Linked DNA regions of Mus musculus: region 1 is linked to region 2. The links are chromatin loops, found by intact Hi-C in ENCODE. Cell type or tissue: left cerebral cortex. All regions are shown on one strand. Links, peaks and the distances in the headings refer to the core of each region. The heading gives the core; the rest is flanking DNA.

Evidence for each region. Hi-C counts contacts between places; a loop is a spot of excess contacts. Peaks named below come from ENCODE experiments on the same cell type or tissue, not always from the same donor. Only the 100,000 strongest peaks of a DNase experiment are listed, where the experiment ranks them.
Region 1: it touches region 2 in a loop (4-fold over the local background); 2 of 42 quality-filtered maps call a loop at or near these places.

Annotation. Positions count from the first base shown.
Region 1 is chr9:14,557,392-14,562,757 of GRCm38, forward strand. Amotl1 (angiomotin-like 1) reads right to left here. Exons shown (of 13, transcript NM_001081395.1): 7 at 4,684-4,829; 8 at 1,068-1,217. Among named protein-coding and RNA genes, the nearest start is that of Amotl1, 55 kb to the right of the region's middle. In left cerebral cortex, for the core only: no CTCF peak of the experiment used is centred there; DNase peaks (open chromatin) are centred at 2,316 and 2,766.
Region 2 is chr9:14,611,421-14,616,786 of GRCm38, forward strand. Amotl1 (angiomotin-like 1) reads right to left here and starts at 3,580. Exons shown (of 13, transcript NM_001081395.1): 1 at 3,314-3,580. The coding sequence starts at 3,362. In left cerebral cortex, for the core only: no CTCF peak of the experiment used is centred there; DNase peaks (open chromatin) are centred at 2,089, 2,998, 3,316 and 3,781; H3K4me3 peaks cover 1,780 bases; H3K27ac peaks cover 1,355 bases.

The sequences.
Region 1 (5,366 bases), core at 91-5,090, 54 kb before region 2:
AGGCCTTTCCTCACAAACCAGAACCTGCTGTGGAGAAAAGATGGGGAGGCCAGGGATGGATTCTTCTTCATTTTGGGAAATATTGGCAACACTGTCTTCCTCGGTCAAGGACACTCTTCCAGAAAGAATGCACGGATCTGCCATGCACTGGGGCTGAGCTGACCCGAGAGCATGCTTTCAGGTGCAGCCACAACCACACTGCCCTGTACAGTAGATGATTCCAAGGAGCCTGCAGTGCACACCCCTGGAAGCTTCAGAGAGAGCTCGCTCACCTCCCTAGGAAGCCAGGCGAGCTTCAGAGCAGCCCAGGCAGGAGCCTCTGGCTTGCCTGGCCTGGTGTTTCTTGCAGGAATTCTCTTTGCTGAGACATGTATGGTGCCTGGGCTGGCATTCCTCTCTGCCATTGCTCACGGTTGAGCTTCCCAAGCAGCTGACACAGCAGAGACGCAGGAGGAACTGTAGTTCATGGCCAGTCTTACTACAGGTGGCTCTGAGTTCCCTCAAATGAACTCATTGATCAGTGTGACCCCTATTTTCCCTTACTTGCAGGTCTTCCTTGGCTTGCTAAGGTCAGCACTTAGACTTCAGGGCAGCCCCTGGTTTACCACTTGCCTCCTTAGGGCCTCTTCCCTGGTCTATTGCAGGCTCCCCTACCCTGAACCTTGTTCTAGGTGCTTGCTCTCCACTGACTATAGGAAGAAGTCACTCTCTCCATCTGGCCAATTCCTTCCCACAGTTGGGCCCTTGTTTCATCTGAAGCCACCTCACAGACTTCTCCCTCCATAGCTGCATCTAGCTGCCCTGCCCTTACAACACTTTCAAGGCCCTGTCTTTTACATGTCCTCCTCCTCTGCCTCTGTGTTCTTGTCCTTCAGGCCTGGTAAATCAATGTCCCCTATGTAAGGTCACCTAAAATGCATTCCCTTCTTTCCAGCCTCACCTCAGAGACTCCAGTCCCTAAGGAGGCCATGCAGGTGCTCGAGTCCATCGGACAGTTCCCAGGGGGCTTCTGGGTGAATCTGTAAGCCATTCTATCTGATTCTCCAGTCCCTCAGCCTGTCACTCACCTGCTGTGTCCTCAGAGCGTCTAGCTCCCTCTCCAGCCAGGTCCGCAACCTGCGTTCCATCTGCCCTCGCTTCTCGCACGCTGACTGCAGCTGGGTCAGGGCCTGCTGCAGCTTCTCCACCTTTTCCACATAGGCTTGCTTCTCTCGTAACTGAAGAAGAGAGTGAAACCTTGCAGAGTGGACACCACTGACTACTGCAGCCGGGTGGGAGACAAGCTGGAGACCCCAGCTGAGCTGCAGGAGTGTGAGCCACCCTTTCCATCCTGCAGAAGCCTATGGCAGGTACAGCAAGGTGGCCAGGAGGCTGGGGGTGGGAGGCCCTCTGCTCTGCCTGTACAGGGTCATGGGAACACCTCTGTACTTTCTGACTCATTACTGGTTTATAATCATAGCACTTGCGGCCAATGGAAAGGAGATTAAGAGAAAGCTTTTAGTGTATAGAAATGCCTAGTCTCTAAAGTTTAATAAAAAACCCTAAACCAGAAGTTATTTACATTATTACAACCATATCTGTCTAGCTATGAATACATAGATCCATGAAAAGAAGAGAAAGGACAATCTTTAGAAGTATCTGTCATGTTTGTAGTAGAAGAGCTATTTCTGCAAGAACAACAAGAAATGTAGTTCTGAATTTTCTCTACTAAATAAAAATTATGTCTATAAAAAGCAATATATGATAAATATAGTAAAAACACCATATGTAACAAATATGCTACAATTATTTCTACACTAGAGGAATTTTCTATCTCCATAATTTGGATGTATGCATACACATATGTGCACTCATTTGTATATTTGCTGGTGAACAATAGTCTCACTTCAGCAGTTTCTGGAGTGACTTTCTCCTCTGGCTAAGGAGCTTCCTGAGGGGACAGGAAGGACACAGAGAGCACCTGTGGGGATGCCTAAGGAAGTGGAAAAAATGTTAAATGATTACATAAACATACCATCAGGTATGGATTTACAGCCATGACCCACGGTGCCAAACCCTTAGTGCTCGGGGCTCTGTCTGCCCTGGGAATCTGGTTCACGTGCATAAATCCAGGTGTTTTTCCTGCTTCCTGGGAATCAACTGGGGCCAAGAAATCAAGCCAAAACATTTCCTGGATCTGGTGCTCTGCAAGAAGACACCGGATGCTGTTTTCCTGTCTCTTAGCACCTGGTGGAACAGATAGATGCCTTACTAGTGACTCAGCAGAGTGCTGAAGCACTGTCACACAGCGGGCTGCGACACGCCCGCCTGGCAAGGCAGCCTGCAGCTGAGGGAGGCTTCTAGCTGTGCAGCAGCTCTGCCACGAGCCCTGCCTACTTCTGCTCACACTACCAGCGCCACCACAATAAGACAGAAGCCTTCCAGGCAGCTACAGCTGTACCTGACTGTTGGGTGATTCTCTCTCAGGGCGCCTTTGCTTGTTTACATTAGCAGGCTTTTGAATAGAACCTGTCTGTTAGGTAGGTTCCTGAGCTTAGCGGTTTGGAGCAAATGCTTCATATGAACTGCCAGACGTTCTTACCACTGTGTGCAGAGCTATGCGTATACAGCCACCATGGAATGTGTGTGTCTACGTCTCTGCTGGTCAGAGCGAGCAGTGTGTCTCCGATGCATGGGCCAGTGACAACCCACAGCAGGTACTCCATGTGTAACGTTAACTGAAGGAGTACTATCCCTGAGCAGCTGTAAGATCCTTAAGTGTGTGGATCCATCCCTGCATGGTTCAGCCTTACGGCTGGCAAGGAGCATTTCCCTTGAGGATGATTCATGACAGACATTCTACCAGACGGCATTTTCAGAGTGCTACTGTACCAGACATTTTGCTCTGTAAGTGCATCTCATCGCACCCTCCTGGGGACAAGGAGCAATGCCCTATTCCACTTCTACATGGGGGATGAGAAAGCTGAGGGCAACGAGGCAAAATGACTTGGTCACAGTCACGTAGCTGGTGAGCCGGGAAGCTTGTATGTCACACTGGCAGTGGCCTAGCTCTACAACCCTGTTGTGACAGCCCTGGTAAACTAGTACAAGGCAAGTATTTTAAGACCCTGGGACCAAATCAAAACCCTTCCAAAGAAACGTGCATAAGAACAGGGAGTGCAGGGCTGGAGAGATTGCTCAGTGGTTAAGGGCACTGCTCTTCCAGAGGACCAGAGTTCAATTCCCAGCACCCATGTGGCATATCACAGCTGTTTGTGATTCAGATTTCATATGCAGATGCATAAAATAAATTTAAATTTTAAAACAATAAAAGAACAGGGAGTGGGAGTAAAGCCAAGTGCCTGAGTCATCCGCCTAACAGCCTAACACAGCTGAGCAGGGGAGGCCAAGCAAAGACCACGACAGGGTTCAGGAATTAGTGACCAGCCCATCAAGGGCCCATAAATGACTTCCATTTCTATAAGGAATATTAAAACCAAACAAAAGGGCTGGCACAATGGCTCAGCAGGTAGAGGTGCCTGCTCTCCGAGCCCCGCTGTGAGAGTCTGCTGTGCAAGCCTGTCAACCTGAGTTCAGTCCTGGAACTCACACAAAAGCTGTCCCTTGAGCTCCCAAGCATTCTGTGACATGTATGCTCCACCCCCATGCATGCACAATAATAATACACTTTAAAAGGTCACAATAAAAGTTTACAACATAGAACCTCCCTTAGCTTCATGCACGAAGAGGAGGCCTCAACAAGTGATTTCATTGAGAACAAGGGGCATCCAGGGGCATCCAGGCCTCCCTTGCTCAGAGCAGACATCCTGTCCACAAGATCAAAGGGCATTTTCTATGACAAGGCATATGCTTTTGGCTGCCCCTCAAGATTCTCCTGCTAGTGTTAGCATTTGAGCGTTTACACAAGATTGGTGGGGATAAAATGCACCCAACAGGCACAGCCCTTGCTGCTTTCTGTGCCAAGTGCCAGGTTAAGTATTGATGTGTTCTCTTGCTGTCCATCAGACTCCTCAAGACCATCTACTTGCCAAGATGATGTCTGCTTAAGTTGCCCCATCGCAGATGTGCCAGGCATCTCTACAGGGAGCGACAAGGTGAGGGCACAGCCCTGGGGTAACACCTGTCATCCTCCTCTGCTTAGCTTACAGCTCAGAGTCCCTAGCTTGAGTCCTATACACGGTTCTCCTGTCTCCTCTCTGGGGTTAAAGGGATAGTCAATGCAGCTACAAAGGTAAGCTAGAAAGTTGGCTTCATCATAACCTTCTAAATCAGCATTTCCGGGGTTGAGCATGTGGGCTACAGCACAGTCAACCAGGAAGCAAGTGGGTCAGCTGAGCACCACTGCACCCGTCCTTTGCCTTAGAATCAGGAGCCCAAAGACGGCCACAGCGACTCTTCTGTACAGACACCAGTGGCTTCTGGTCGTGTCAATCATTTGCAGCACTGGGCCCCCTCCTACCAATAGACAGGCTGTGGGCTCTTGGACTATATTATTAATACCTGTATTTCAGATTCTGTCTGGTTCCATGATGGATAAACTTTTTATTCATTTGCATCTGGGTTGTTTCCCACAATTCTCCCTCCCTTGCCTTGGCAACTATAAAGTGGCTCTGGTTAATGTAGCTGGGTCAGGAGCCACAGGGGAGTCCTCTGGGCTCGACTCCTCCCCCATGCTGGTCTCACCTCTTCCTCCAGTTTGATCACTCTAGCCTGCGCATTGCTCAAAGCCTGGTCCAGGATCTCGATGTGCCTCCGATGGTCCTCACTTGCCGTACGCACTGCTGCCAACTCCATTTCCAACTTTTCCTTTTCCTTCAAGAATTCTTTGTCTGGAAGGGAGAAAAAATAGAGCTAGCTCCATCAGGAAATGCTGGGCCTGAGGGGCACTGTCAGGCTACTTATGGCAAGGACTGAAGATAAAACTGTGCACAAGGCAGAGAGATGCTGCTGCAGCTGCTGTTGCGGCTTGGCAACAGTGGAGGATGAGTGACGTGAGAACTGTCTCAAGCCCACCTTAATTCTACTCAGGACATGCTTCCAGAGAGAAGGTACTGGCTCGTGTCTCAGTGGGAGAGCATGGTCTAAGCATGCACAAAAGGTCCTAGGATTGATCCCAGCACAGCGAGAAGGAAGAGGGAAATACGCCCAGGAGCCAACAGCCCCCAAATTCTCCTGGACTCACTTTTCTACAACACTGACTCTGATACTCACAATTAAGTCTTGTATGATTTCATTTTATGCTCTCGGCCTCCCCTGATGGCATCATCCAAGCCTCAGATGAAAGGGCAGGCACCCCTTGCAAAGTTCCCATTCAGAGAACAGTAAAGCAAGGTCCCGAGAGAGGGGCTCTTTCACTGCAGCACGAC
Region 2 (5,366 bases), core at 55-5,054:
TCACCATTCTCTGAAGCCATCATAATTTCTAATGAAGACTGGGTGGACCACAGACGTTTTAAAGATGACAAACAGAAATGCTGGCCTAAAACTGCAGTGCTGGCCAGAGGGGGAAACGAGTCGAACATGCTCAGTAACACAGCCTTTAAAAAGCTGCGCTCAGAGACTTACCAGGGACAAGTTCCTAACTCTCATTCCGCCACTTCCTCCTAAACAAAAAGGGGAAAGACCAAAACCTAAAACTCCTGATTGTTGAGCCTCTTGGGGTGGCTGGGAGTTCTGCCCAGAGCTTGTTGATGACTGTCCCCTAGGGTTTCACAAGTGACAGGTTTCTTCCTGGACCCAGCACAAGATCCAAGAGCACCAATGGCTTTCTTCCAGAAAAATATTGTATACTGACCCATCTGCCACTGCCAGGTGTACATAGAACCACTCCTCTAAGACAAAGCAAAGGCAAACCAACAGGAAAAAATCTCTAGGCAAACAAATATAAAAAACCTCAATAACCTCAGACAACAATTTCCAGCAAACTTTGTAATCAAATACATCCTCTGACCTGCCCTGCCTGACCCTTGCTTTTCAAGGATCCTGTCATCTTCTGAATTCTGAGTGAGAAGAACCCTCCAATTTTAGGGAAACATTCAAAATACTATGAAAGATCCTGGCCTGGGCTTCCATATGCACAGACACACAGAGAACCCAGGCAGGAAAGAATGCTATCTGAGAAAACTTTGGTAAACATTCAAAGTATTAGCAGTTCTCACAGAGCTCAACAAATTGGTCTGAAAAATCAAAGCCCTGTACTGTGTTCCCTTGATCTGCGTCACTGGGCATTGAAGTCCTGTGCGATGTGGCGTTATCTTCTTCAAAGCACTTTCACAAACACCACAAGCACCCCAGAAGACACAATGTACATCCAGAGAATGCACTTCGGCAGCTCCCTTCTCCCAGCAGAGCCCCCACCTCCCTGCTGGCCTCTGGGGTCACACATCTGGGTGGGTCTGGACACCAGAAAGAGCACAGCCATCCAGTGAAGCTCTGGACAAGTGGCCTGGAAGCAACATTCTCCACACGCAGACAGAGACCTTCCCAGAAAAGCACTCAGGTTTCTACCTTCATGTGCTGCTGCTGCTGCAAGATGCTTTTAAACGCTTCAGTCTCCACACACTCTTCAATCCACTGACAACCCCCAGCACACAGTGACCCCCCCTCCAGCACAGTGACACCCCCCTAGCACACAGTGACATCCCCAGCAGTGACCCCCTCCAGCACACAGTAACACCCCCAGCACACAGTGACACCCTCCAGCACACAATGACACCCTCTAGTACACAATGACACCCTCCAGCACACAGTGACACCCCCCAGCACACAATGACACCCTCCATCACACAATGACACCCCCAGCACACAGTGATACTCCCCAGCACACAGTATCACCCCCCCCCAGCACACAGTGACACCCTCCAGCACAGTCTCCACACACTATTCAGTCTGCTGACACCTTCCAGCACACAGCTGAACAGAACTGCAAACACCTAGACAACAGTGCCTTCTTCTGAAGAGGGGGAGGAAGGGAGCCACAGGGACAGCAACTTCTTCCTTGCTTGCCACCTCTAGGTGGACAAAGGTGTTCCTCATAGGGAAAAAATGTGGCATGCAAGATGAAACAAAACCAGCTCACCTAGGAACTATGCACTCACACCAGGAACAGCACCAAATAAGAGGTTTCTATAACCTATTTTATGTCCTGTTCCACACATGACCACCCACACACACACACCAGGAACCCCAGCAAACAAGAAGTCTCTAGAACCAGAAGGTACTACATATGACACCCCCCCACACACACACACATATATCAGGAGCCCCACCATACAAGAGGTCTCTAGAACCTTCTATTCTATGTCCTGCTGGTTTTCTTTCTGTTCAAATCTATGCAGTCTGTTCCTTTGCTCTTCTTCCACACAGTTCAACCTAAGTACATTCTTATTCTAAGAACTTGAATCCCAGAGATCCTGAAGTACTGGGCAACACAACCTGGGCCCTGTGTGGTAGGCAGCCAGGGAGAATCTTAGCCAGCTTGGCAGGATCCACAGCCTAGTTTTGGAAGCAGGAAACCATGAGCGTTCCATACTTCAAGCCCTGACTTTTCACTCCCTGAAAGAGAGTCTTCTGGAATTGTAGCTGTTTAATATTACCCAGTTCTAGTTGTGAGCACTTTCGGTGAACAAGTTGACACTGTTTGGAGTTCAGTGGACCTCTGAGGCATGACATCCTCCACCATCACCAAGGACTTTAATAAGCAAAGCCCGCCAAACTTTAAGTCTTTGTAGGGAAACAGAACCATGGGCAGGAAGCAGAGGGGCCGAAGGACCAAATACCATCCAAAATGTAAGCATCAAGGCCCCGTGAGATCGAAACCTGTCTCCAGAAGCCGACGTCCAGGTAACCCACACACTATCCCTACTTAAAGGCATTTAGACAATACACCCACCACAAGAGCTGAAAGGCAAACATTTTCCAGGGGGAAAAAAGGAGGCAGAAAATAGGGGCACAGGCCCGGGATTCGTCTTCTGAGGTCCCCAAGCAGGGGACTTGGAGAAGGTGAGACCTCATCTCCCAGCCTGGCTACTTAAGGCTAACACCAGTGGGTCCCCTGCACTGTCAGGGGCCGTCACGGGCCGAGGTTCCACTTTCCTGTCTGCCACAAATGTCACGTTCCAAAAAAGTTCAACCAGCTCCCCCTTGGAAAGTTTGTGCTTCCTCCCGGAAACCAGATTTTTTCCAAGGCACTGCCAACAGGCCAGGGAAAGCCGGATCCTACCCCTGATTTGTGCAAGAAACTTGTTTGGGGAGAACAAAGAAGGCTCAGGGCGGAAAGGCCCGAGCCTCCGGGCCGGGGCGCGTCCTGGGGTCCAGGCTGGGCGCCCCGCGCGCCTTTGTCTGCGCCAGAGCAGCGGCACCCGCCAAGCCTCCAGATCCTCCGGGACCGCAACCTGCCAGCCACAGGAGAAATGCCAGTCCCGCGTCAGGGGCCCGCACGCGTACCCGAGTCCTTGGCCTCCCGTGGGAATCCCCCACGGGGGTACTGGGCACTCGGAGGGTAGTTCTGAACCGAATTCTGCTTTTTGTCTTGTTGAACCTTCTGGATCCCTCACAGGACAATCTGAGGCCCCAGCACAAATCTGGTTCACCAAGTCCCCACATCTGGTGCGGAGCTGATGTCAGCCTGGGCTCTCGGGAGCAGCCGCGGAGACCTCTCGGCCCAGTCAGGGGGAGCCCTCCCGGACCCCCGGCTTGAGCTGATTACCTCTAAGCACAGGCTCGCAAGGTCCCCGGCGCGACTTTGCCCTCCGCATGGGGCGATCATGGGACGATCCTGGCTTGGGCAACGCGGCGGCAGGGGAATGGCGGCAGGGGGATGGCGGCTGGGAGGCGCGGCGAAGGGTGCCTCTGCACTCGGGCAGCAGAGAGATGCCCCGTTCCCCCTCCAGTCCCACCCACCCCACCCCGCTGCCGGGTCCCTGGGCGCCCCGCGCTCCCAGTCGCCAGCGTGCTACCCAGGAGGGTCGCTGGTCTGATCCCTGTAACCCTACACTTCACCCCGCCCCGGCCCCGGCCGCGGGGCCCTAGAGCCCGTCCCCAGTTTCCCGTCGCCCCTCCCGGGATTTCGGAAACTGCCGGGACTCAGGCTGACGTGTCTCCCTGAGACCAAAAAGGGAGACTGGCTCCCTTGTTTTTGTCCCCTATCCGCGTTTGAATTCCTGTCACACTCACCATTTCTATCTGAATGCCTTAGAATCCTTTGCTGGAATATGCCTCCGAACTCCAGGCTAGGTTTGGTTTAGGACCAACTTTTCTTCTAAGTGGAATTTCCAGGTGAAAGCGATCCCCAGGCCCTAGTACTTCTATCAGGTGGGGCGGTCAGGATAGGAGGGGCTATGATGTGCTCCACTGAGGAACAGAACAGCTAGCTAAACAGACCTTCCTTACAGCCTTAAATGTTCAATGGCTTCCTAGGACTGTACATCCTGTGACCACAACCCTCAGGCTGCTATCTGCTCAAACAGAAGCAAAGAATTTGAAGTCTGTGACTCTGCCCCGCCTTCGAAATCAGACTTTTTCCCTAAGCAACGCTCCTTGCCCAGCCCTCTGCGAGGTTACACTCACTGTCTTCTGAAGCCATGCACTAGGACCTTTCTGGTCTGTCTTCTGAGAGCAGAGGCCAGTGGCTGCTGCCCAAGCCCCTACTTGGAGGGTTAGGGCATATCAAGGTTTCTGACGGTTGGCTCCTCTTTTCTCTCTTCTTACCTGGCCATGGGGGCAGGGGTCATGTCTGGCTTGTGCCATCTCCCTAAACTCACCCGCTCACCGCTTCACCCCCAGTGTTCCAGCCGGATTCCATGACAGCCCTCTGATTTCTCAGACAGAGGCCCAAATGTAATTGCTGAACTTATTTCTCAAGCACAGGCTTCGTTAAAGTCACCTGCCTTTGTAGAACACACAAAGCCAGGACGTGTGCACAGAAAAGAACAGGGCAGTAGGTCCCCTCTTGTTAAGAGTCTGGACAGGAGAGAGAAGAGACCAGCTCTGTGTAGAGGGGGAAGGGGCAGAGATCCGATGTGCAGGAAAAGGAGGCACTGGGCAAGCAAGCAGCAGTGCAGCCTGGAGGGAATTGGCAAGGTTTCTCACCAAGGGTGCTTGGCAAGAGCTGATAAATGAGGAAAGAGTTTTCACTGCAAAGGAAGAGACAACACGAGTAAGTGGACAGTCACAAAGTGCAGGGCTGGGAAGGACTGAACGGTAAACGTACACAGCTTCCACTTGGCTAGTGCGGAAACTCCCACCCGGCTGTGCAAGGACTTCCCTAACGGCACAGAACAAGTTCAGTAGCAAAGCCAAGGGTGGAAACCCATTTGCTTCCTACCACACAGCGTCAATGCTGAGGGCCAGCTCAGCTGACTCTGTGTCCTACAGTCATCGAGGTGTCAACTGCTTCACTGATTCATCTGGGATGTGACAGACTATAGATATGGAGAAGAGATATGACTGGGAGTGGGGGGAGAGGGCTAGTCTACACATCCTAACACCTCTACTCTGTTCCCCCAGAAGGGAGCAAAACTGACCAGTTACAAGCACCAACTCTAGAATACAAACAAGTGTGGGTCATGTCACAGCTTAGTTTGGTATCCTAATGACTTTGGACAAGTTACCAAATGTCTCTAACCCTCAGCATTCTCCTAAGCAAACGGGCCAAGCTAGCAGCAAGTCATGCAAAGAAGTATAAAGTGTTCTAGCTAGTCTTAACTGTCAGCTTGACACAGCCTAGAGGCATCTGACAAAGGAGTCTCAATGGAGGGACT